Linked DNA regions of Mus musculus: all the other regions are linked to region 3. Evidence: chromatin loops called from intact Hi-C (ENCODE). Cell type or tissue: left cerebral cortex. All regions are shown on one strand.

The links. Peaks named below come from ENCODE experiments on the same cell type or tissue, not always from the same donor. Only the 100,000 strongest peaks of a DNase experiment are listed, where the experiment ranks them.
Region 1: a loop joins it to region 3, with 3 times the contacts of the local background. A loop is called at or near these places in 10 of 42 quality-filtered maps.
Region 2: it touches region 3 in a loop (4-fold over the local background); 16 of 42 quality-filtered maps call a loop at or near these places.

The regions. Positions count from the first base shown.
Region 1 is chr15:97,668,335-97,676,334 of GRCm38, forward strand. It overlaps Rpap3 (RNA polymerase II associated protein 3), which reads right to left. Exons shown (of 17, transcript NM_028003.2): 17 at 6,771-7,045. The coding sequence ends at 6,960. Among named protein-coding and RNA genes, the nearest start is that of Rpap3, 33 kb to the right of the region's middle. In left cerebral cortex, no CTCF peak of the experiment used is centred here; DNase peaks (open chromatin) are centred at 4,007 and 4,245; H3K27ac peaks cover 1,196 bases.
Region 2 is chr15:97,948,910-97,956,909 of GRCm38, forward strand. No RefSeq gene overlaps it. Among named protein-coding and RNA genes, the nearest start is that of Tmem106c, 11 kb to the right of the region's middle. In left cerebral cortex, a CTCF peak has its summit at 3,722 (motif pointing left); DNase peaks (open chromatin) are centred at 832, 1,530 and 3,715.
Region 3 is chr15:97,780,371-97,788,370 of GRCm38, forward strand. Slc48a1 (solute carrier family 48 (heme transporter), member 1) reads left to right here and starts at 3,995. Exons shown (of 3, transcript NM_026353.4): 1 at 3,995-4,246. The coding sequence starts at 4,111. In left cerebral cortex, CTCF peaks have their summits at 2,604 (motif pointing left), 3,900 (motif pointing right) and 5,874 (motif pointing right); DNase peaks (open chromatin) are centred at 478, 2,109, 2,549, 3,893 and 5 more places; H3K4me3 peaks cover 3,354 bases; H3K27ac peaks cover 5,793 bases.

The DNA.
Region 1 (8,000 bases), 110 kb before region 3:
GGTGAAGGTCCCTCTGGTCATAGATGCTGTGACCCCGTGCCTGGTGAAGGTCCTATTGGTCACTAATGCTCCAATCTGGTGCCTGGTGAGGGTCCTGTTGTGTCTGGCCAGTAGATCACAACCTGGGTTCTAGCCTGGAAAGGCATTTTGGAAACCTGGAAGAGAAGAGGGGCTAGGCGGCGAGAGAAAGAAATGCAGCTTAGACAGGCATTCTGATCAAAGCTCAATTTTACTGTTCTGCACGCAGTTATGAAGCAGGGGAAGGGGGCCCAATTCCCGCCAAATAATCTCGGGGTCCAGTAGCAAAGCGGCAGGTTCCAGCGGTGGGCGTGGCAGAAAGATTGAGCAGGAAGCTCCACCCCCGAGCAAGCAGGTTTCAGGCTGGGGGAGGGGAGACTACAGGGTCCCTCTCCTCTGGTCCCAGATGCTGTGACCCCATGCCTGATGCAGGTCCCTCTGACTGCAGGCAACCATCTTGCTGCATTCCCGCAGTGTAGAGGGAGAGGGTAAGCTCAAGAGAGGAAGAGGAAGCCCTCTCCTCTCCTCTCCTCTCCTCCCCTCCCCTCCCCTCCCCCTGCCCTCCCCTCCCCTCCCCTCCCCTCCCCTCCCCTCTCCCCTCCTCTCCCCTCCTCTCCTCTCCCCTCCTCTCCTCTCCCCTCCTCTCCTCTCCTCTCCTCTCCCCTCCTCCCCTCCACTCTCCTCTCTCCTCTCCCCTCCCCTCCTCTCCCCTCTCCTCTCCTCTCCCCTCCCCTCCCCTCCTCCCCTCTCCCCTCCTCTCCTCTCCTCTCCTCTCCTCTTCCCTCCTCTCCCCTCCTCCCCTCTCCTCTCCTCTCCTCTCCTCTCCTCTCCTCTCTCCTCTCCTCTCCTCTCCCCTCCTCTCCCCTCCCCTCTTCTCCCCTCTCCTCCTCTCCCCTCCCCTCCCCTCCCCTCCCCTCCCCTCTCCTCTCCTCTCCTCTCCTCTTCTCCTGTCCTAAGAGCACTAGTCTCATCAATCTAGCCTTGTGACAGATCATCCATCTCCCAGAGGCTCCATCTCCAAATGCTACACACTGAGGCTCTGGGGTTTTAATGTACAGATCTGAGGTGGATATAAGCATTCAATCCATGCACTTAAAGCCTCTACATTTAAAGACCAGGCCTGATTTTGAAAAAAAAAAAAAAAGGCCGTAAGGCACCAGCTCCAGGAACAAACTGTAAGTCCCAGAAATTAGGTGATAAGACCATCAGCTCCAGAGACGGACCCTAAAATCCAGAACAGGATCATAAAACCCCCTCCCAAAGGAGACTTCTACAGTCCTTCCAAAAGCAGGTCTGCCGCAGCAAAACCCCACTATGCTGGTATTAGCTTGTCTTAGTTAGGGCTTCTAAAGGGAGCAGGGGAGGAAAGAGTTTATTCCGCTCACACGTTCTCATAGTTGGCCATCATCAAGGGAAGCCAGGACACAAGCTCACACAGGGCAGGAACCTGGAGGCAGGGACTGATGCAGAGGCCATGGAGGGTGCTGCTTACTGGCTTGCTCCTCATGGCTTGCTCAGCCTGCTTTCTGATAGAACCCAGGACCCCTCAGCCCAGGGGTTTCCCCAGCTACAGTGGACTGGGCCCTCTCCCATTGATCACCAATTGAGAAAATGCCCTACAGCTGGATCCCATGGAGCCATTTTCTCAGCTGAGGCTCCCTCCTCTCTGATGACTCTGGGCTGTGTCGAGCTGACATAAAAGCAGCCAGCACACCCTACAACCTGAATGCGGCCTCGCTCACCAAAATGTGTGAGAACTTCTCCATGCCCAGGAACCTGGACCAGCCACACTGTGGCTCTGAGCAAGTCCCGAGGGGGAGGGGCAGGATGGAAAATAAAGAGATAACAAAGGGAAAGAGTCAAAAGCTGGGGTCAGGAGGGCTGAGGGGCTGAAGACCCAGGCCAGCAAGTTTATTAACGGTACAGTTCTTTTATTCCTCAAACAGAGGGTGAAGAATGTCAGATGGTAGAATTATAGGGTGCTCAAAATATCCCAAATTCCACTTTGGCAAGGTACATTATGGGATGGCAAACAAAGCATTTCACACCTCAGTGTCTGCAACATTCAGTCACATACACACACGTGAGGAAAATGCCAAGTGCCAGTTCCTGGATTACTGTCCTTGCCCGCCCCAGGCCCTAGCATCCATCCATAGTGTGCCTTGCATGGCACAACCCTGGATTGGCTGATGGCAGGATGCCCACGTCCTATCATCAGGGCCTCTGGACAGTCTTCAATCCAGCCTAGCCCACGACAGTTCCCCAGGATCCTAGTTACTTTCCTAATAAAAAAAGACTTTGACAGAAGAAACATCTGAGAAAGAAGACAATGGGTCTTTCTCCATGTCCGCAGTCCAGGAGCCCAGGCTGGGAATGGTGCAACCGACAGTGGGTGGAGCTTCCTGGCTCAAATAATGCAACCAAGATAATCTCCCTGGGGCATGCTCAGAGGCTGGCCCATCTCCCAGATGACTCTAGATTTCATGTTGGAAGTTGAAATGAACCATCACTAGCCTCCCGCAGTCTTCAAAGACCACGGTATCTGATGATACACTATGAGGACCTGACCAGGAAGACAAAGGTCTATTTCCTAATTTTTATTTTATGTGTGTGTGTGTGTGTGTGTGTGTGTGTGTGTGTGTGGTGTGCGTGTGTGTTGCACTGTGGAGGTTCAGAGGCACTCCTGTGGGAGTCAGTTCTCTTCTTCCACTCCATGGGTTCTGGGTATCGAACTCAGGTCATCAGACTTGGCTGCAAGTACCTTTACCCACAGAGCCATCTCGCCAACCCTTGTATCCTAGGCATTACCCTGAACAGACAGACATACAGCCCACTGGATGCGGAACACCAAGTACTGAGCTCTTCTCACCAGTCAGTGGCTGAAAGGTTTTTGCTCTGCTTGGAGAGAAACCATGGGTAGACAAGAAACTCTTCAAATATGAACTTCTAGAACTTTCTCACCCCCTTGAGACTTAACAGCTGCAAGGGACTAGAGTGGGCAAGTGATATAGGAACGAGCAATGGCCTCTAATATGGCAGCTCTCGTGGAAGTCTACATACCAGAACCATTGCCCTCCCTGTACCTATAGATCGGCTACAGGGACCCTTGGCTACGGCAGCCAGTGGCACAGGTCTCAGCCTCAAGGATGTGTGTCCTTTGGAACTCTTGGCAAGAAGCGATGCAGATTGTCTTCTCTGGCTTCTCCCAGTCTGCTCTCTCCCCATCTGCCATCTTTTGTTTGTTCTCTTCTTCCTCCTTGGCCTCTTACACTCCTCAAAGGCTATTTGGTTGTTAGTGCCCACTGTGATCACTCGAGAGTACTTGCTTCTTGGAGACAGCCTGTGAGAGCCAGGGTATACAGCTGAGGCACCTGCCTCTACTCAAGGTCTGAGGCATCTAGAGGGCCATTCGGGAACTGGACGCTGAGCATGGCTGGGATGAGTCAGGCATCCTCTGCCACAGGGAGCAGGGACTCAATGGACAGGTGGGATTTCTGGGCAGAATCAATGCAATATGAGGCACCACACGGGAGGCACAGAGGGATTTGATCCCAGGGGATATTGCTAGTACAGAGTCCTCTGACGACTGATGCTTCTGCACCTGTCGCATGACCACAGGCCTCTAAGGCTTATGTACCGCCAATCTTCCGCACCCAAACATCAGTTGTCAGTACTTTGTTCTAGAGAGCCAGGTATGAGGCTCATGAGCTGGGCAGCATCAAGTCCTAGTGTGGGGTGCTTATGGGCATCTGTGGTTTTCAGCTGTCAAGCTATGAGGCAGCGAGTGTGGTATCGATACTGTTAGGTTCCCAGTGGGCACCTGCAGGACCCTCGCCTGTCAAGTCAAGGCCCAAGGCCTGAGCTTTTCCAACCATCAAGCTGCTACTTGAAACCAGAGCCAAGGCTGCTGCTCAGCCTACTGTCAAACCCTGCCTACTGCCAGTCTCCATGGTAACCACCCTTCTCTGTTTCTCCTTCTCTGTCACCAGCTCAGCCTGCGCTCTCAAGAGCAGGCAAAGAAAAGGCCACAAAGAGACGTCTATAAGACCTGATGTGGCAACACCAAGGGAGATGGCACAGAGGGTTCCCTAGGCAACTTCCAGCAAGCCTCACTGCCTATCCACACTATCCAAGAAGGGGTGCTTAAACCAGTCACAGCCTGACACTTGTCGTCATAGTCCCTCGGGAAGTGGTTCATCTAGGCTACAGTCACAGAACACACTGTTTCTAACAGCCTTGGCAGAGGCTGTGTCTTCAGGTGCCAAGGCAATCAGCGCCTTTCACTGCCATCTTTTATATCGTTGTATCAAGGGATCCACGGAGTATTCCAGATGGCTGGCGCTGGCACAGGGGAGTCAGGCTGGTGGATGGACTCAAGGCAGTGCAGGGCTGCACAAGAGTCCGAGAACTGCTCATTAGACACTCAGATGACCCTGTTCCCAGCGCTGGTGCTATGGGGAAACGAAGGAAGGCGTGCTCGCAAATATAAACTGAAAGAGCTTAGTACCTACAGTGCTTCAGACAGGCTGAGTGCCCAGACACAGGCGGGTCCTTGCTCTGTCTCACCCCAACCTTGGGCAAGCCCATAAGGTACTCGGGAAAGGCTGTGTGTGTCTAAACTTTATAAAAGCTTAACAGAACACACAAAACAGTCATGTGGAAAAGAAGTCTTTTTATTGCCCCAAATGATTCAACAGTCAGTATAAGGAAGTGAGCGGAGTTCCACTATAGACAGCTTCCTTTTTCTAAGTGATTTCTCCTTAAAAGTCCTGGGTATCATTCTAAAGTGGATTGACTTGAGGATCCTACAATAAATACCCGGCTTGAGAAAAGGAACCCACTAATTCTAGCCTCCCACACAAGTGGTGATACTCTAGACAGATCAGTTTATCAACATTAACTGGACTCCTGTCATGACCAGGTGAATATTACCACTGACATGTTTTTGTTTTGTTTTGTTTTGTTTTAAAAAAAAAAAAAAACCCTTTTGATATACAAGCAGCTTAAAGTCTGGCACGTAGCCAACATATTACAGATGAACAATAACAAATGGAAAGTAAATCAGATGGGCACAGGTGGTGTAGACCCACAATCCTGCAGTTGGGAGGCAGGGGCAGGAAGGTCAGGAGTTCGAGGCTAGCTGATTGCTGTACCTTAGTCTTAGTCCCCTCACTGACTGGATCTCTCTATGAACAGCATCAACCCTAAGAAGTCGGCCTCCTCAGCATTACCTTTCTTCTTCACCTCAAGGAAAGACTACAGTACACAAAGGCCACCAGGCATGTGGAGTGTCAGGCAACCTCGTACAGCATCTCTGCTCTCACTTATTTAGCAGGTGACACTAGGCGAACGACCCACATATGCTTCCATTCTCTTACTTGGAGACAAAGTCTGTGGCTCCTGATTTGCTAGAGAAACCTTGGCCTCTTTGTCACTGTACAGAAACTGTCATGGCCTGGATCTGACCCAACAAGTCTCCCAGTGGGTCCCGGGCTCACACAAGGATCCTCCTGCTGCCCACAAGTCTCCAGTGGGTCCTGGGCTCACACTCCTCCCTGCCAGGTGCTGATCCCCTCCCTACACTCTGCTTCCTCCCTAGCCTTGATGGTTCTTTGGAATCTTTTCTGTCTGAGCCTAATGTCTCCTCCATGTTTGTACTTAGGACCATGATCGCTGGTGGCCAGGGGCTCAGTTTAAATCTTAGCTATAACATAAAACAGCCAGTTCTAAGAGAACAGCTTCTCCTGGCTTCCTTCCAATTTCTGCTGACCGTAAGACAGGTGGGAAGACCCCACGTGAGAGCACTGCTTGGGCCTGCTGTGGTGGTTTGAATTGCTTGGCCCAGGGAATGGCACTATTAGGAGGTGTGGCCTTATTGGAGGGAGTGTGTCACTGTGGGGATGGGCAATGAGACCCTGTTCCTAACCACGTGGGAGCCAGTCTTCGCCTAGTGGTCTTTAGATAATAATGTCGGACTCTCAGCTTCTGCACCATGCCTGCCTGGATGCTGCCATGTTCCTGCCTTGATGATAATAGACTGAACCTCTGAACCTGTAAGCCAGCCCCAATTAAATGTTTGTGTAAGAGTAGCCTTGGTCGTGGTGTTTGTTCACAGTGGTAAACCCTGGCTAAGAACCCAGGCATACAAAGTCCTAATGCTTTGGCACTCATTGTTCCTGCCTCTGGGGTCTTTCCTAAGCATTTCCCATGGGTCCCTTCTGCACCACCCAGAAGATCTCATGTGGCTTAGGGCCATCACTCCCCCAGAGTCATTAAACTTCTAAAAGCAAAGTCAACACTAACCCAGAACCTCACAGAGAAAAGGTTTTGCAAGTAGGCATGGGTTATAGCATGCAACCTGTAACACGCTTGCTACACGACTCACCACCAACACTCATGGAAGCTGGACCAGGTCTGACGCCAGAGTGAGGACTGGGCAGTGAGTGCCAAGTCTAGACAGCTGTGAGCATCACAAACAGCCCGCAGCAGGAGCTGAAGACACTGTCTTGGTCCCATTGTTGGTAAAACGGTTGCTTTGTTTAGGTGCACGGGAAGGGAGAGAGACAACTGTGCTATCTAGTCAATACTACCCGCCCCACAGAAACCACTTTATTAATGTGGACAGGAAGTAGCTGTGTGTTATAACTATAAAAATTCATGAAAATATAAAAATGTTAATTGAGACACTGAGGAATGTAACTAATATAGCATTTAGTTATTTATAAAATGAAATATCGACCCTTATAGATGTAACTCATAAAAACTTAGTTTATTTGAAGCATCTCTCACTAGTTAGGCCACAGAACACTTACAGTGAATCAACTGCCATCCAGAGATAGGAAACTCCTCTCGGGTAAGGTTTCACTTTTGTAAAAAGTCAAACACTTGATTTCAGTAAGGAAAATAATGTACACAGAGGCGGCAACGTCCGATCATGGAGGTCAGCCGCCGTATCTTTTCTTGAGTTCTTCAACAGAATCTTCCTTCAGGTCTGATTTTTCTAAGTGATTGAATAATACATTTGTAACTAAAAAAGAAAAAAAAATAGATGGTATGTCACTCATTTTAAGACACTATGCAAAACATAAATTCAAGATTAATTTGACCCATCATTATTTGATTTTACCATCTTTTTACCATTTTTTTTACCATCTTTTACTAGTAATTACCATTTCTCATAAATTCTTGTATACTTATGGATATTTGTTTGTTTGTTTGTTTGTTTGTTTGCGTAGCCCTGGCTGTCCTGGAACTTGCTCTGTAGAGCAGTCTGGCCTCAAATCCAGATCTCCCTGCCGCCTCTGCCTCTGCCCCTCTGCAGTGCTAGAATTAAAAGCAAGTCTGTCCACCATGTCCAGCTAGTCTGTACATTTAAAGAGTAATCTAAGAAGAAGTTGTTCTTTCCGGACCGACCGTCTTGTGGCCAGTATAACCTTCTCCTCCACCCTCAATGACACCAATCTAAGCAGTCCCGGGAAACACTGATACTGCTGGCTTCTCCATGCTGAACTGGAGTGAGCCGTCCCTATCAGCAGCAGTAAAACAGGTAAGCACAGCTAACGGTTCTGAGCGCTTAGTGACTGGGTCCACACAGTCCCCATGTTCTCAGCAGACGGGAGAAACCCGGCCAAGATCCTGCTGCCAGGGTGATGTGAGGAACCAGCTCAGGCGCTCCACGTGCACCCTGGAGAGAGAGGACTCTCGTGTGCTGTGCACCGTCACACATTAGGGCCCAGTGCAGAAGGCAGGGTTCCTGCTCTCAAGAGCTTGCATCCCTTCTGAGAAAGAAAAAACACATATTCGCAAAAGTGCCACACCTATTCATCAGAAAGAAAACGGAAGCAGGGTGAGGGACGGGGTGGGGGTGGGGGCGTGGGAGGCAGGCAGGCACTCTAACCAGAGAATTGTTGGCCATGAGCGAGAACCGAAGGAGTGAAGACACAGGAGCGGATATTCAAGAGGGAAGAAGCAAGGCCCTGAGG
Region 2 (8,000 bases), 170 kb after region 3:
GGCGGGGCTTACCCAGCAATGCAGCAGAGCCTGAGGCCGTAGATCGCTTAGGAGAAGCCAAGGAAGGCTGCTAATCCCCTCAAATCACCCTCAAATTTCCCCACAGCTAGTCCCCAGGACAAGCTGCTGGCAGAGCAAGCCCTCTTGCACTGCAAACCTGACTTGCTAAGCTTAGGTTGCCCTGCAGCCCACTGTCTGACCTGGGCAGCCTCTTTGTCACGCACACACACACACACACACACACACACACACACACACACACACACTCGCCACCGCCCCAGACTCTCCAGTGCTGTGGCCCCTCTCCCTGTCCTCAGCACCAGCACTTCTGGCTGCATGAGCCTCCCCTCTTGCTTGCCAGGGGTCCTCAGACAGAGATTCTCTGCCTCCTCCTAGAGCCAGCCTTCTCTTACTAGGTTCCCCTAGACTGTGAGGAGCTCTCACCATTCACAGCTTCTCACAGCTTCTAAGCTAGGCCTGCATAAAGGCTACACCCTGGCCAACAGGCTCTCCCCGGCCAAGTGGAGGCACCGCTCGAAGAACCAAGTTGTGGAGGGCAGGCCCTCCTACCACCCCGGCCCAAGCCCCCATGCTGGGGGCCCCACACTGGCACCAGGGAGCCCTCAGGGCTGAGCCCACCCTGCCATCAGAGGCCACAGGAATGTCCATGTGGGCCAGCCAGGGCCTGCTTGGTGACTGTCCACTCCCTCCTCCACGGCTGACTTTCCCTCGGTTTCTCTCTGACTCGGCTTCTGTTTAACTCTGATTTAATTTCTCTCCCGTCCTGGGTTTTCTGTGGGGCTCTGTCTCTGCCATCCATCCGAGCCATCAAAGGGCAGTGGGCCTACCCTCTTCCTGTAGAGTGGCCAAGGCTTCTGATCCAGGTCCTTGGCTGCTCAGGAAGTCTGCCTCTGAGAAGTGACTGAGGTCTCCTCAGACAACCCCAGAGTTCAGGGCTGCAGTGGAGAGCAGGGTAAAGAGGGAAGAGGAAGCAGATGGGCCTGAGGGCAGGAGGATGGGGAAGAAGGGGAAGTCTTATGTTATAAGGTGCATGAGGAGCAGGGCTGGAGAGGGGGCTGTCTGGACCTTTACAGAATGCAGGTAGAGAAGGAAGTTGGGTTCTAAAGAAAGACAGTGTCTTGGGTAAAATACCCGTGGTTTGAGGACTCTATTCTGACAGTCGGAAGTTCTTCCTGGTGTCTAACCTCAGTCTCATCTACCTTTCTCCTGTGTGTTAATTTCTCACACACTCAAGATTCAAGCCCTTGGTGAAAGCATTCCTACAAAGTGCTTGCCGAGGGCACAGAGTCTTTCTCCCGGCCGTTGAAGCCACCAGCGTCCCTTCCCTTTGCCACCAGAGACCGAGCTGTGGGCAGGGGCAGCTCAAGCCATGCAGACAATCTTCCTTTCACACGCTCATTTATTTTCCCTCCCCACCTCTCCATCCCTTCCCCACCAGCTGCTTAAAATATTTCTCAAACAGAAAAACCTAACCGCAGCTGGAAACAAACCCTAAAGTTAGTCTGGAACGTGGGAGCTGCCAAGGAAAGTTACATATGGGCTTCGGCTGTCTGTGGGAGGACCAGCCTCTGCCTTGGAGACAGGCGTCCTGTAGGGCTGTGCAGGAAGCACCCAGGCCAGGGCAGAGGACAAGAGAACCATCCCTACTTCCACAATTAGCCAGTAAAGATGCCATCCAGTACCAGGCCCTGTGATCAGACCAAGGAGGACAAGCCACCTGAATAAAAAAATAATGAGCTTAACAAGAAAGTTAGGCTGAGTTGCAGACCCTTTAACGATGGCATGCCCAGGAGACCCTGGCCTAGGCACTTCTAAACATAATGGTTCATTTTAACCCCTAGTGTGGCAGAGACAGGCAAACCCTTGGAGCTCACTGGCCAGCCAGCCCAGCCAATCAGTGAGCTACAAGTTCAATGGAGACTCTATCTCTAAAGATGACCTGGGAGAATGATGGAGAAAGACACCAACTTCTCCCTCCGTCATTCACGAACACACCCACCCATGTGCATGGACACCAATGCACAACACAGGAGCAAAACCTTGTGAGGACCGATCACATTTGAAACAAAGTTCTTGTTATTATTTCCCAAACAATACAGTAGAACAATCACTTATATTTCATTATATATTATATACCATATAATATAGAGATAGTTACATGCACGCGGGATCTGCGTGGGCTATTTGCAGTGGCCACACCGTTTCACATAAGGGACAGGAACATCCTTAGGTTTTGCTATCTCCAATCCTGACCCCAACCCCTGCACAGACTGAGAGCCTCCTGGATAAACAGCCTGAGATTTCAGAGTGAGATGGTTCCTGGGAGAGGGTCAGCAGCATTCCCTAGAATTTTGTAGAGAAAACAACAGCCACATCTGGAAACACAGTGAGCCTTTTGACCCTCTGCTCACAGGCAGATTTAGAGAGATGAAGCAGAGACGGAACCCATAGGGCTATCATCCGATGTCTGGCATCCAGCATGAGAAATCCTCCCAGCTGTGCGGAACCCATACGTGATACTCATCTGAGAAAGATGCTCAGGCAGGTGGTACCCAGCCATGGCAGTACAGCCCTGGCATTTAACCCTACCTCTGGTGTCCTGGGCTCTTTTCATCTCCTACAGCCTCAACTTGTCTCGTTTAGGATGGTTGGGCCAGCAGACTAGCCACACAGCTCTAAGCCTCAGGACTTGGGAGGGTATCCTGGGCCAGGGGGTTAGAAACTTTCCCTCTCTGCCTTCCTCTTCTTTCTCTGTGACCTTTCTGAGGTCCCTAGCACCTCTGGACACAAACCCTTTCAGATCCAAACGCTCCGGGAGCACGGGATGAACAGTGTCCTTTTGCACACCTGAGAGCTAGCCACAAACGCCCTGCTAAATGGATGTCCAAGACGAACACCAAAACGATGGCAGAAATGTCAAGACACTAACCTGTTAGCTCCATGTGGTACCTTTAGACGAAAGCTTCTAAGGACCTGTTGGCCAAGACTTGGCAGAGTAAAAATAATTGACCTTTATTTAATGTCCACCGAATGACAGGCACGGCCCTAAAAGGCTTCTGTGGGTTAACTTACTTTATGATTTCAGCAGGGCTCCCCAAGAGCCTACTGAGGCATGGAAAGGGTTAAGGACAGTGAGGGCCTGGCAGCTGCTGGGGTTTTCTGGGCCAGCACTCATGTTTGGGTCTCCAAGCTCTTGAACCTGCAATTCTAACACTGGCAGAGTTCTGTCTGTTGCCTGGGGGGCAAGGATTGTGCTGTGCCCCACTGGGTCCCAGGGCCGAACACAAGGCTCAGAATGAGAGTCAGGGCTCCCAGGCAGGGTTGGCCTTAACTAGCTCAAGGTGTGTGTGTGGGCTCCTACCAAGCTTTGTGCAAATAACCTCTCCATGGCTCATGACCTCATGGGTAAAGGAATTCAAGCCCTTTCCCAGTCCTGGACTGACTAGATCTCAGCGGTAGCCTCTGGCTTCAAGAATCTACCTATTGCAAGGTGACTTTGCCAGAGGCACCAAAATCCCTTCCTGCCCCACTGTGCCAGAACAGATCAGGCCAGCCCCTGGCCCGCTGCTGCAGGAAAGTCTGTGTTGTGTGGGCTTCCTCGCCCTCACTGTGCCGCTTCCCCAAACCCTTCTGAGGAGGGGTACTCAGTCTGCATCTTGAGACGAGGCGCTGTCTGCTAGCCTCCTGCGCCCTCTGGTGGATGAAACAAGGAATGGCGTATGCTCCTTTGCGCGGCAGTCTTGAGTCCAATCAATCTTCCAGGACTGCCCTCTGCCCTCAGTCCCGTCTCTTCTCGATTTGGCTACCTTTCATTCAATTACTGTTCAGTGGGTCCCAGGAACATGACATGTGATGGGGACACCGTGTTTAAGTGTGTCACTGTCCGTGTTCCAAGGTTCTCTCTCTCTCTCTCTCTCTCTCTCTCTCTCAATGAGCGCTGACTTACCCAGTCCTATTCTCTGGCAGGCTCTTCTGGGAATCATCTCTGACCTCAAAGAGTTTCCAGTCCAACAGGACACACAGCCTGGCTGGCTAACCAAGTGACACGGGAGCTAGAGGGACAGGGTCCAACACAGACAGACCCGACGTCACAACAGCAACACTTAACTGGGCAGTGCCTGGTGTGAGCACAGTGGGAGTGTTTCTGTGTGTGCTCTCTGTGTGCGCATGTGCAGATTGTGAGCATGCATGTGTGTGGAAGAGGGCAGGGGGTACATTTGGTCAACCACAGGGGCTGTGCTTTGACAGCTGTGTAAAGAACATTGGGGTGTGGGGTCTATAGGGAAATTAGGCAGTTGAGGTGAGGTAGGGTGACCTGGAGGAGAGAATATTTGGCCCCAGGCATGTTCAGGAAGCTGTGTGGTTGGAGCATGTGGTGAGTGGGAAGAGGACAGAGTGGGAGGAAACCACCTCAGGCTCTGTAGGATTTGGATTCACACTGGGGGTGGGAGGGGCCACCAAAGGCCCCGCCTCATATGGAGAAGGAGGAGGTGATGAGACTTCCTTGTTACAAAAGGACACAAGACTAGACCACCAGACCCACTGGACAAAGGGGAAGGGACTGAAAACATGCTGGAGATGCTGTGGTCCTTATATGACAATCGTGTGTGCCGGAGTGGCCCCATCACTCTGGGAACCAGGCGCACATGTCTGTTAGATGGGGAGAGGCCACCCAGGGAAGATGGAACAAGATGACATGTTGGAGCGCCTGTCTCAGCGCCTGACCCATAATGCCCACTAAATTAGCACAGTTAGTCACGTCAGAGATTATCCAGCCAAGAAGGCTCTGACACTTGTCCAGGGCCTAGGCAGAGGATGCAAAGGAGCCGATAGCCACCGCACACTGTGGAACGAAGCGGTGGAGGACACCTGAGGATGAGACAGGGACTCTCCTTTACAAAACCCTCCCACAGTGCGTCACTGCCCTTCATCTCTAGTTACTGCTCGAGCTTCTGCACGCCTCGTCACACTCCTGGGTTTGCCACTGCCTCCTCCTCCTCCTCTGTCCACTTTCTCAGAGTGTATCCAGTTTGCCTGGCTGCTCTCAGGAAAAGGTGGTCGGAGTTGGGGGGGGGGGGGTCGGCAAGAGCTTTGCTGACTGAGCCTGGAAGTTCACTATCCTGGACAGAAGTCAACACATTAAGGGTTCACTGTACATTTTGGGTGACTCTCAGATGGGCTTCTAGTACTGTGTTTGCCCCTGACAGTGAGAAAAGGAATTCTGGGATAGGAAATACTTACTAGTAAAATTAGCTAGCCAAATGCCTGGCTTTTTTTCCCTCTCTGGAGAGGTGAAATCCAGGGAGCCTGCCTCTGGCCCTCAGGCACAGTCCCCAAAATTCACCAATGCAGGCAGCCTTTTTTTTTTTCCACACCTTACCCCAGAGTGCCAGCTGTGAAGCCCTGCACACCGGGGAATCCTGACTATCATCTAGAAGGAGAGGAAGGGACAGCCTTTAAAGTCACGTGATTAGTTTGCTCACAATTCTCCTTAGAGAGTTTGGTCCTCATTGCCAGCAATGAAAGGTCCTAAAGCTAAGCCCTGGCCCCTCTGCCAAGCCCCACATAGTGGCGGCACCTCCCTTGCCCTGGGTATAGTTCACATTTGTAGATCTGCTAGCTGTCCCCTTGGTCAACTAGCTAGAAAATCGTAAGATGTTACAGCTTGGGTCTTGCGTGAGGTTCTGTCTCCTCTTCCCAGGAAATAAGCCAGCCCTTTGGATTTCTTTGATTAGTGTGAGGTAGAGTTTAATTTCTTGAATCCAATCCCTTAAAATGTTTTCCACGAATGTTTCTTTTTTAGCAGATTACAGGGACGGATGGTATTCGGTGCTCATGGATGCTGCCAGGGAGCCCAAGCAAAGCATGGGGAACATAGATGAGGCGTGGACAGGCTGGGCATCACGTGCCACAGTGAAGGTTGCAGCCTCAGCATCACTGTGGGAAGTGGGCAGGGCTTCCCAGGGGAGTGACTGTACCACACCAGACATCAGGTGCTCACCGGGCCCAGTATCAGCTCCGCCTGCCGGGGAGATTGGGCTCTGAGTAGAGAGACCTGTGGGATGCTGAAAGTTCAGTGTACCATGGTAAAAACAAGAGAAGTCCTTCCTTGGCCTGCCTCCTGGGCTCTAAAGAGCATGTCCCAGAATTTGGGGAACCTTGGGAAGGGAGAGTTGGCCTTAAATAGTCAAGGAGTTTAAAGCCCAGGCTAGCCACTTGGGGGATGGCTCTGAATTGGACTTTTAGTTAAATAGGATTTCTTCTGGGTCCCTGAGGATGTGGAGGAATCCATAGCGCCCACCTGCAGCTAGGCCACACAGGGCACACCCCTGAGCTAGGTAGGGCTGTGCCACCATGCCAGGCTGGAAGGCTGCCTCCTTCCCAGCCCTGTACTCAGCTCTGCCCATTCACTCAAGGGGCTGAGGAACCTGGTTTGGCAGACTGATTGGGTGCTTGGCTTCGGTGGGTGAAGGGGCCTGGAAAGTGTTGTCTGTTCCTTGGTGGGACTCTGTCCCTGCCAGCTGGGGCCATGGCTGCCCTGTGTCTTGTTTACCTCCCCAGGGAAAACAGGCAGAGCAGCTGTTTCCTGCCCTGGGTTCTATGGCTGCAGAGTTCCTAAGTGTAGAAGATTCTCTCATTCTCTCTCTCTCTCTCTCTCCCTCCCTTCCTTGGCCCTTCCCTCTCCTCTCCTCCCCCTCCTCCTTGCTCCCTCTGTCTCTTCCCCTTCCCCCTTCCCTTCCCCCCCCCTCCTCTCCTCCCTCTCCTCTCCTTTCTCCCTCCCTGCGGCCCCTCCCTCCCCCCCTCTTTCTTGTCTCCCTCACCCTCCCTCCCTTTCCCCTACCTCCTTTCTCCCTCTCCTCTACCCCCCCCCTTCTATAGTCCCCTCCTTCCCTTCCCTTAAAGAACTGCCCTATGGCCTTCACTTTGGGGACACCAGAGCTGAGGGCTGTGAGATCTCAGGTGCACTTGAGAAACTGACAATTCAAACAACTGCAAAAGGATTTTGTGCCCCTTCAGCTGAAGCTCCAGCGGCTCCAGCGTGGGGCTAAGGCTCTGCTCTCTGAGCATGTGCGAGCAGGCAGAGCTTTCTGTAATGGCCAGCAACCAGGAAGCAGCGGTCCCTGTGTGTTATACTTGCTGAGTGTCATCTGGTCTTACATACATTTCTCATCTGTGGATAAACAACAGGGGCAGAATGAAGTACCCTGAAGCGCATTTCTAAGTGTGGGTCCTTAGTCCCCATCAGGGCAGGGGACTGTTAGGGGCTTAGAATTCCACAGCATCCACATAAGGAGTGGGGGGTACTCTGTGATGAGCAGGGTCCTCCCTGACCTCTAGGCTCTCTAGGATGAGGATTACTCTCTGGACCTCACCATCCCCAGTCCGTGGGGCTAGCACCCACGATGGCTGTGGAGAAACTGAGGAGGATGGAAGTGTGGAGATGCTCGGGTGGCCCCCCACTCTGCCCTGGCCACCCAGAGAGCCCCAGTGAGCTCACGTCTACCATAACCCCACTGCTAATAACTGGGCTATTGAGACAAAGCTGGAAGCCAGACACCAGTGAGAGATGAACGCTGTCTCCTCTGGAATGTACTAGCCAATTAAGCCTCTCAGAAGACTCAGGAATGATCCCGCAGGCCACGCTGGCCAGCCTCCAGGCTGGGGAGTTGTGCAAGGACTCGCTAAGGGTCTGCTACACACCTGGCTTCCGGTGCGAGCGAGCATTGGCCCAGGTGTGTGGTCTCTCCGTCCAAGCCACATCTTCAGGAGCAGACAGTCAGAGAGCCTCGGGGTTCCACTGGTGATGTTCCAGGCTCCCGTTCTTGGCCCACCACCCCAACCCCTGCCTCTTCCTGACCACAGGCTTTGTGCTCCCAGCCTTTGAAGAAAACCCCAACCCTCGGTATTTATTCTAGGCTAGTCTTCCTGTGAATGAATTGTAAATTCTAGCTAGCCCTTAGAAAAGACACACAATCCAG
Region 3 (8,000 bases):
ATCAGCCACTCAAAGGCCACATGTGATCCCGAGGTGGGGGTTGGGGGGGGGGGCGGACTGCATAGCCCAGATGTACATTGTTTTCTTTGTGGCTGAAAGTTATTTTGGGTGGCTTTGAGTTATTAGGAGACATAGTCTATAAACTGTGAAGCCAGACCTCTGAGTGTACTGGAGTCTCCAGGCCTTTAAAAGCTCCTTACTTCACCCACATTTTCCCATATGCACACACATTTCAGCCTAGACTTGTCCCCTTTGTATAGCCTGGGCCCCAGGCTGCTGTTACATAACCAGCCCTTGTTATTTTCTTGCACAAGCCCATCTCCATACAAACTGCTCAACACGCTCGGACGGTCGCTCACAGTACTTTGCCCCGCTCCCTTCCGTCCACCGTGGGAATGACGGAACACCTGACTTTCTAGGTTAAAATAATTTAAACGTTTCCAGAATCAGTTTCTTCTTTCCTTTCTGTCTCTGCCCGAGGCAGCTCTTGCCAGGGCAGGGTTTGGCTGCTACTAATTACGCTTTCTGGATTTTTACTGAGAACTCGTGGTGTGCCAGGAAGTCAGCCAAGCAGCAACTGCTCCTCAGAAGTCTTTGAAGTGGGCACAGTGGCTGGCTGTCTCCATTTTGTAGCTGCAGTAACCATTGTACTGAAGAGGGAAGGACAGGTTCTCCCTGCTTCTTGTCTTCCCCGGGCAGTCCCTCTTCATAGTAGTTAGTGTCAGGTGATATTTCTAGAACACAGTTACTCCAGGCTGTGAGGAGGGAGGTAGATGCAGCAAGGCCCTGCACACACACACGCACACGCACACGCACACACACATATTGTGTGTGCATGTGTGCATGTATGTCTTCAGACACACTGGAAGAGGGCATTGGATCTAATTATAGCTGGTTGTGAGCCACTTTATGGTTGCTGGGAATTGAACTCATGACCTCATAACCTCTGGAATCTATCTATCTATCTATCTATCTATCTATCTATCTATCTATCTATCTACAGATATACAAGATTCACCTATCACTCTAGCTCAAATCCAACAGTCCAGCTACAAAAAAAAATATTGTTATCATTTCTAGAACATTCCACTGTGCGTGCCTCACCTCCCAGGGTTGTCTTATGTACTGCTCCTAATTCCTAGGGTATTGTCCATCCAGGCCAGCCCTGAGGCTATCTATGGCAGGGCTCTGGACCTCAAGGCTGTGTTCCTCTGGGTGACTCTCACTTCTCCACACGCCACCCAGAAGATGGCTGAAATGAATTTGTACATCAAAAATCATCCCTTGTTTTAGAAACGTACCCAAGCCAGGTGCAGTGGATCACACTGTAATTCTAGTGCTCTGAAGACCAGGCTGCAGGATTTTTGATTAATTAATTAATTAATTAATTATGTATATGAGCACACTGACATTGACACACCAGAAGAGGGCATTGGATCAGATTACAGATAGTTGTGAGCCACCCTGTGGTTGCTGGGAATTGAACTCAGGACTTCTGGAACCCCTGAGCCATCCTCCAGCCTCCTAGGCTGGAGGATCTTAGAAGCCAGACTCCCTTACACAGTGAGAGCTCGTCTCAGGATTCCAAACAACCCGAACCAACCAGTCACAGCAAACATTCAAATCTGAAAACAGCGAAAGGGGCACTGGCATTAATTTGGATATTTTTAAAGACGCTCCCCTCCCCGCCCCGCCCCCTGATTATTTTTAAAGGAAGATAAATGTGAATTGCGTCACGTGCTTGGCAATTAATTGAGCATTCCTCCTTAGACGGCTTGTGCCTAAATCCCCTTCATTGGTATTTAATGCTCGCTTCAGTCAGTCACAGTCATCTGCTCAACAGATGTGTGCTAAGGGAGTTTGGATGCCTCACACTCTGCTAGGTGTTGGCGGCCCCGAAACTGGGACCGCTGCTGCTCATGGAGATGGTCTTCTAGAAAGGTGAATCAGGCAGAGCTTTCAAGATATCCGCATCACAAGCTGTGAGCGCCCTACTTGATGAGTTTGGCTGCGTGAGGGAGTTAAGCGTCTGGAGTCTGGGAGTTTATCCTGGGTTACTTTGGTCCTTGTGGAAGAAAGAGGGAGGAGGGGGAGGGAGGAGTCTCCGCCAGTCGGGAAGCAGAGTAACTTGCAAACAGCTGTTCCCTACAGCTTCCCTGGGGAGGCAGCCCGGGAGTCCTCTTGCTTTCAGTGCAGTGACATTTCTATTTGGATCCTTGACCTAAGGACTATAAAGCTTCGATGCTTCTAAATGTATTAAAATTGTGGTACTTGTTGCTGTAGTGAAAGGATGCTAGTTATTCACACTGTGAGGTCTAAGGGTGCGCCGGGTGGCCCGGCCAGAGGACTCTGGGTTGAAGAGTGCAGAAGCCCGGCTTTTGCTTTGACCTTCCCTGTCAGCAGTCCATACTGACAGCTGAGCTGGTGGAGACACGGGGCGGTTCTGCTGTGGATGCACTGCAGAGGCAGGGGCAAGCTTGCAAGGCTTGCAAGGGATTGGGGCATGAGAGTTGAGGAAAGGAAAGGAAGAAAGTGTTAGAGGCGAGTGGGTTTGGCCAGCCACTCCCCACACAGCGGCTTTGCAAAGGCGGGCGACCCCTGGTGGAAGGGTAGGGTCCTAGGCTCATCCTCAGACTCTCATCTACCTAGCTGATCCTAGGCGGGCCTGGAAATGCGTCTTTATCAGAGTCAGCTACAATTTCCGAGACAGGGTTTCTCTGTGTAGCCCTGGCTGTCCTGGAACTCGCTCTGTAGGCCAAGCTGGCCTCGAACTCAGAAATCCGCCCTTCTCTGCCTCCCAAATGCGGGGATTAAAGGCATTTGGCACCACTGCCTGGCCAACGATCACTTTTTAATTTAATAAACTAAAATGGTGGCAAACGTGTGGAGCAATCTTGTGCTGTGTGTATAACTTTTGGGAAGGAAACCCACTGCTTCGAAATATGGATAGAAAGATTTTTTTCCCCTTATTTTGGTCTTTTGAGACCGGGATTCTCTGTGTAGCCCTGGCTGACCCCTGTAGACCAGGCTAGGCTCCAACTCACCAAGATCCACCTGCTTCTGCCTAGTGAGTGCTGGGATTAATGGTGAGCACCACCACCACCTGGCTGGTAAAAAGAATGAATATGTTAATTGTTGTTATATTATTTTAGATTTTTTTTCAAGTTTTATTTTACTTATTTAATTTCGGGCAAGTTGGGGAATCAAACTAGCTCCCCAGATCTGTTTTCTTGCCTCGGCCACTTCCCAATTGCCAGGATTCCACGTGTGGGCCATCATGTGCAGTTTTATGGGTTTTCCTTGTTTGTTTTGGTTTGTGACTTTTGTGACTGGGTCTAGCTTCCCTCGAACTCAAAGAAATCTGCTTCCCTCTGCCTCCACCTCTACCAGTGTAAAGGCATGCACCACCACAGCTGGCTAGTTTCTATAGCCTTAACTTGTCCTTTTAATGAGTTTGAACTTCCCATTCAAAATTTAATCCCAGAACTCAGGAGGTAGAGGCAGAAGGGTCTCTATGAGTTCCAAGCCAACCTGGCCTACATAGGGAATTCCAAGACCGACAAGACTACGTGGAGACACCACGTCTCAAAAAAAAATTCAAAAGTATTTTAAAAATTAAAAAGTGCTCATTGGGGCTGGAGAGGTGGCTCAGCGGATAAGAGCACTGACTGCTCTTCCAAAGGTCCTGAGTTCAAACCCAGCAATCACATGGTGGCTCACAACCATCTGTAACGGGATCGGATGCCCTCTTCTGGTGTGTGTCTGAAGACAGCTACAGTGTGCTCACATATACAAAATATTTTTAAATGATCATTGTAGCCGGCTCCGGTAAAGACGGTATTTCTAGGCCAGCCAAGGCTAGATAGGTGGCGTTCTGGGGATGAGGCCAGGACCCTGCCCTTCCACCAGGGGTCGCCGGCCTTTGCCAAGCGGCGGTGTCGGGAGCGGCCTCCGGCCGGGGAGGGCGCTGTGCCGTTGGCACCGGGGGCGGGCTGGGGGCGGAGCGCCGGGCGGCAGCGGCTCTGGCTCGGGCTCGGGCTGGGGCTGGGGCTTGGGCTCCAGCTCGGGCCCTGCACCTGTGACTCGGCGGCGTTGCTCCTCCGCTGCCCCATGGCCCCGTCCCGGCTGCAGCTCGGCCTCCGCGCCGCCTACTCCGGCTTCAGCTCGGTAGCCGGCTTCTCCATCTTCTTCGTCTGGACGGTGGTCTACCGACAACCGGGGACTGCGGCGATGGGGGGTCTCGCAGGTATCCCCGGGGGACGCGGGGTGATCGGGGCGGGCTGCGCGCGGCGGCTGCGGTGGCGCTGCCCGGGGGTGGGAGCGTTGTTTACTCCAGAGAGACTGGAGACAGCGCAGGCCCGGGTTCCTGGGCAGTGCCCGGGCCTCTGGGACCTGGCGCCTTATGAACGTGGCGGGACCTAGGGTGCCCACAGCCCGCCCCTGTGGTTCGCACAGCTCTGCGGCTCCAGGGCTGTTGCGTCCCCCGCACCCTGTGAATCTACCCTCCACCCCGTGTCCACTAGAGCGTCCTCTGCGCGCCCATCTCCTGGCCACCCTCGCTCCCTCAACACGCACACTGTGCGGGATTACCGCATCTCTTATAATAAGTGGGGTTCGTGGGGAAACCCATCAGCCAGCCCCCTTCCAGCCCCAGAGGCCCTCTGCCGAGACCAGGACTGTACTGTGGACCCGGTGTCACTGGACATTCCCTTTACACCTGTGTCCATCTGCTCTGGTCGGAACCAGTGGGAATCTGCTAATCCCTGAGGGACGAGGAGGTGGCGAAGGCCCAGCCGTGCTCTCTAATGTGTAATTTTGGGTCACGCCGTTTAGCCTCTCTTGTGTGAAGGCCAAATATATTATTTACACGTATTATCATCATTTAATATTTTTTTGCTGGGCTAAACAAATCTACTCTCCTTATGTCATCTAATCCTAATAGTAGTCCTCTGAAGTAACATTATTTGTGCCCATTTTACAGTTAGAAAAAAATCAATCGAGGCTTACGGTAAATAAATAATGTGTCCAGGGTTTCAACAGCCACACGATGTGCCCCCAAGATGGCTCAGCCTTAGCCTGGCCGACCCGATTTCCATCCCTAGAACTCAGAAGGATTCAGGTTGGCATGCTAAAGGCATTAAAAGCCCTATGGAGGAAACTAACCCAACAGTACGACAGCCACATGAAGTAATATGTATGGCGAAAGTATGTGTAAGGAAAACGTTTTAAGATACAACATTTATTCCATGGCTAAAATCCTTGGCCAAAGATCTAAAAATGGAGTAACTCGAAAGAATTAATTTATGCTGGGCAGCAGTGGTGCATGCCTTTAATCCCAGCACTCGGGAGGCAGAGGCAGACGGATTTCTGAGTTCAAGGGCAGCCTAGTTTACAGAGTGGGTTCTGGGATAGCCTAGGCTACACAGAGAAATCCTGTCTCAAAAAACCAAAACAAATTCACTCATGGCCTCTGAATGCACCAAGTGCCGTTCTGAGAGAGAGAGAGGGCCGGAGGTGGGGTTTCTGCCTTATCAGAGGGCATGCACGTCTCCTAAACCTAAGGCGTGCCAAGCAAGAGACTGGGGGCACCATGAAGGTTGGGTTTGATGCTCTGGCTGGGAGTTCTCGAGCCCTGTATGGGTTGGGGGGTGGGGGGCACCTGTGGACTCCTGACCTTTCTGGAATAGCCAGCACCCAAGCCTACTTGTGCACAGAGCCTTTCCCCTCTACTGCCCTCCTCCACACTTCCTATTGGCCCTGCTGCTGCCAGGTTTGGAAGGCACTGCCTTGGCCCAGGGCTGGATGCTGAGGCTTGAGATAAGCTCTCTGGATGCTGGAGGGAGGAAAAGCTTTGCTGGGGTCAGCTGACTTGGTTCAGAGTCAGGCCAGTGGAGGGAGCCATGTGAGGCATGGCAGTGCCTGCTGGCAGGAGATGCCGCTGACTGAGACTCCCCTCTGGACGTGCAGTGCTGAGTGCTACTGTCCACTCTCCCAAGCTGTGTCTGGCTGCTTATCGCTAGGAGGGAATGATACTCAAGGGAGGCTGAGGCAGGTGGATCTCTGAGTTCCAGGACAGCCTGGGTTACACAGACAAACCCTGTCTTATAACAACAACAAAGAGTGGAGGGAGGGTACCAGCCCCCACTCCTGGCAGCCACAAGGGCCTCCCTGTGACCCTGCTTGTTAGTTCCTTGACACCCTTGCCTGACCTGAGGCAGGCTAGCCTCGAAGCTGCCTTCAGAGACAGGCACGTGGCCACAATTAGCTGGGACAGGAACACACAACTCCCAGGTTGTTTGGACATTGGCAACCTGAGGTGGTTGTGAGGAGCCAAAACTGCTTGGTGGAGGGGGCGGGTGGGCACTCATTCCCGACCCGGCATGAGTTGGGGCAGGGGGGTCCACAGGCAGTCACCCTCCTTCCTCTTTTAGGGTGGAATGTCAGCAGGTTTTCTGACTTGCAAGCACTCCACTTCTGACTCAGCATTTTGCAGCCCAGAAATTGCTGAGTCACAGGGTCCATCCTAGTGGGTTTTGCCCGTGTTGGTCAACTGTGGCTGTCGGGCATGCTGGCTTCTGGAACACGGTATGTATGAGCATCTGGGGGTGGGGACCTACTCTTATCCTGGCAGGAATCTGGGAGGAAGTGACTTTGCAAAACGGCAGTGGCCTAAAAAAGTGTGGGTTTGCTGGAGAGGCCTCATCAGACACCCCCCCCACCCCCACCCCCACCCCGCTCTGCACTGGGAGCCCTAGGTAACATGTCTGCTCTGTGTCTAGAAACCATGGAAAGTACTTGTTCCTCACATCCAAACATCTCCATTCTTCACAATTGAGCTTTGATGGAGAGGCCCTCTAGCACCCTGGGTCTCCTTTGTCCTCAGGGTAGAGCAACAGGCCTGGGGTGTGTTCTCAGACTCCTATACCAAATGCCTGTATTTACTCTATAGGCTCCCTCGGGCAGCTGGAAGTGCTTTCTCTTACCAGGCCTAGGAACCCAGAGCCTAGGCAGGTCTAGCCTTGGAGAAAGCAGAGGGAGCCAGGGTGAGATCTAGCTTGCTGCTGCAGCCAGTTGGGGCTGGGGACTTGTCCTTTCTGCTCCAAGTTGTATAGACCAGGCATCTCGGAGCCCAGTATCTCAGGAAAGGGAACAGAGAAAGGCAGAATATAGTTGCTTCCCACAAGAGTAGAGAAGGGGACCTGGGAGGGACACTTCCTCGTTGGGTGACCACTTGTGGAGGGCGTATCGCTCCAAGGAGGGCCAGGATGAGATGAGCCCTCCAGCTGGAGCATGCTGCCCTGCAGAAGGCCTGGGTATAGGGCTGGAGGTGGGTTCAGGGCCACCTGAGCCCCCTTCCTAATTCTCTTCCTGCTCTCAGTACTTCTGGGCGTATGTGGAGGTGAGGGTTTGGGGGACCCCTGGGTCGGGCTGGTGGTCTGAGATGGCTTCCTAGTGGTGGTCTGCACACTTCCTAGTTTAGCGTTTTCTAACCCGGAAACTGCTTAGCCACAGAGGAACTGCTCTGACCACCTTCCCCTCCTAAGCTGGACTCCAGAATCCTCAAGTGGGAAAGGATCTTAGAACTCGGCTGTTGCACCTCTTGTGTGAGGCGATTGGACAAGTCTCTGAAGGAACTGGACTATCCCTGCAATGAAATGCTCAATAACAAAAGCCCACGTACTCGGGGGTGGAGCTTACGGGTAAAGCCAGCCAGCCCCGTGCATGCGCACAGAGCCCTGGGTTCAATCATCAGCACCCCTAAGGATCCTAAGCACCCAACCAACTCCCTGCAGGTGAAAACGTGAGGGGCAGGGAAGACTTCTGTGGAGGTTGCTGGAATAAAATCCAGATCATGGAGGGTAAAGCAAGGATTAGGGTTCTGGCTTCCTCTGGCCTGCTGCGGCTTTCTGCCAAGATAGATGGAGGCATGTTTGTTTTTCTCCACCCAGAGCTCCGGGGTGATGCGAACCCATTCCTCGGAGGAAGGTTGAGGGCCAGTT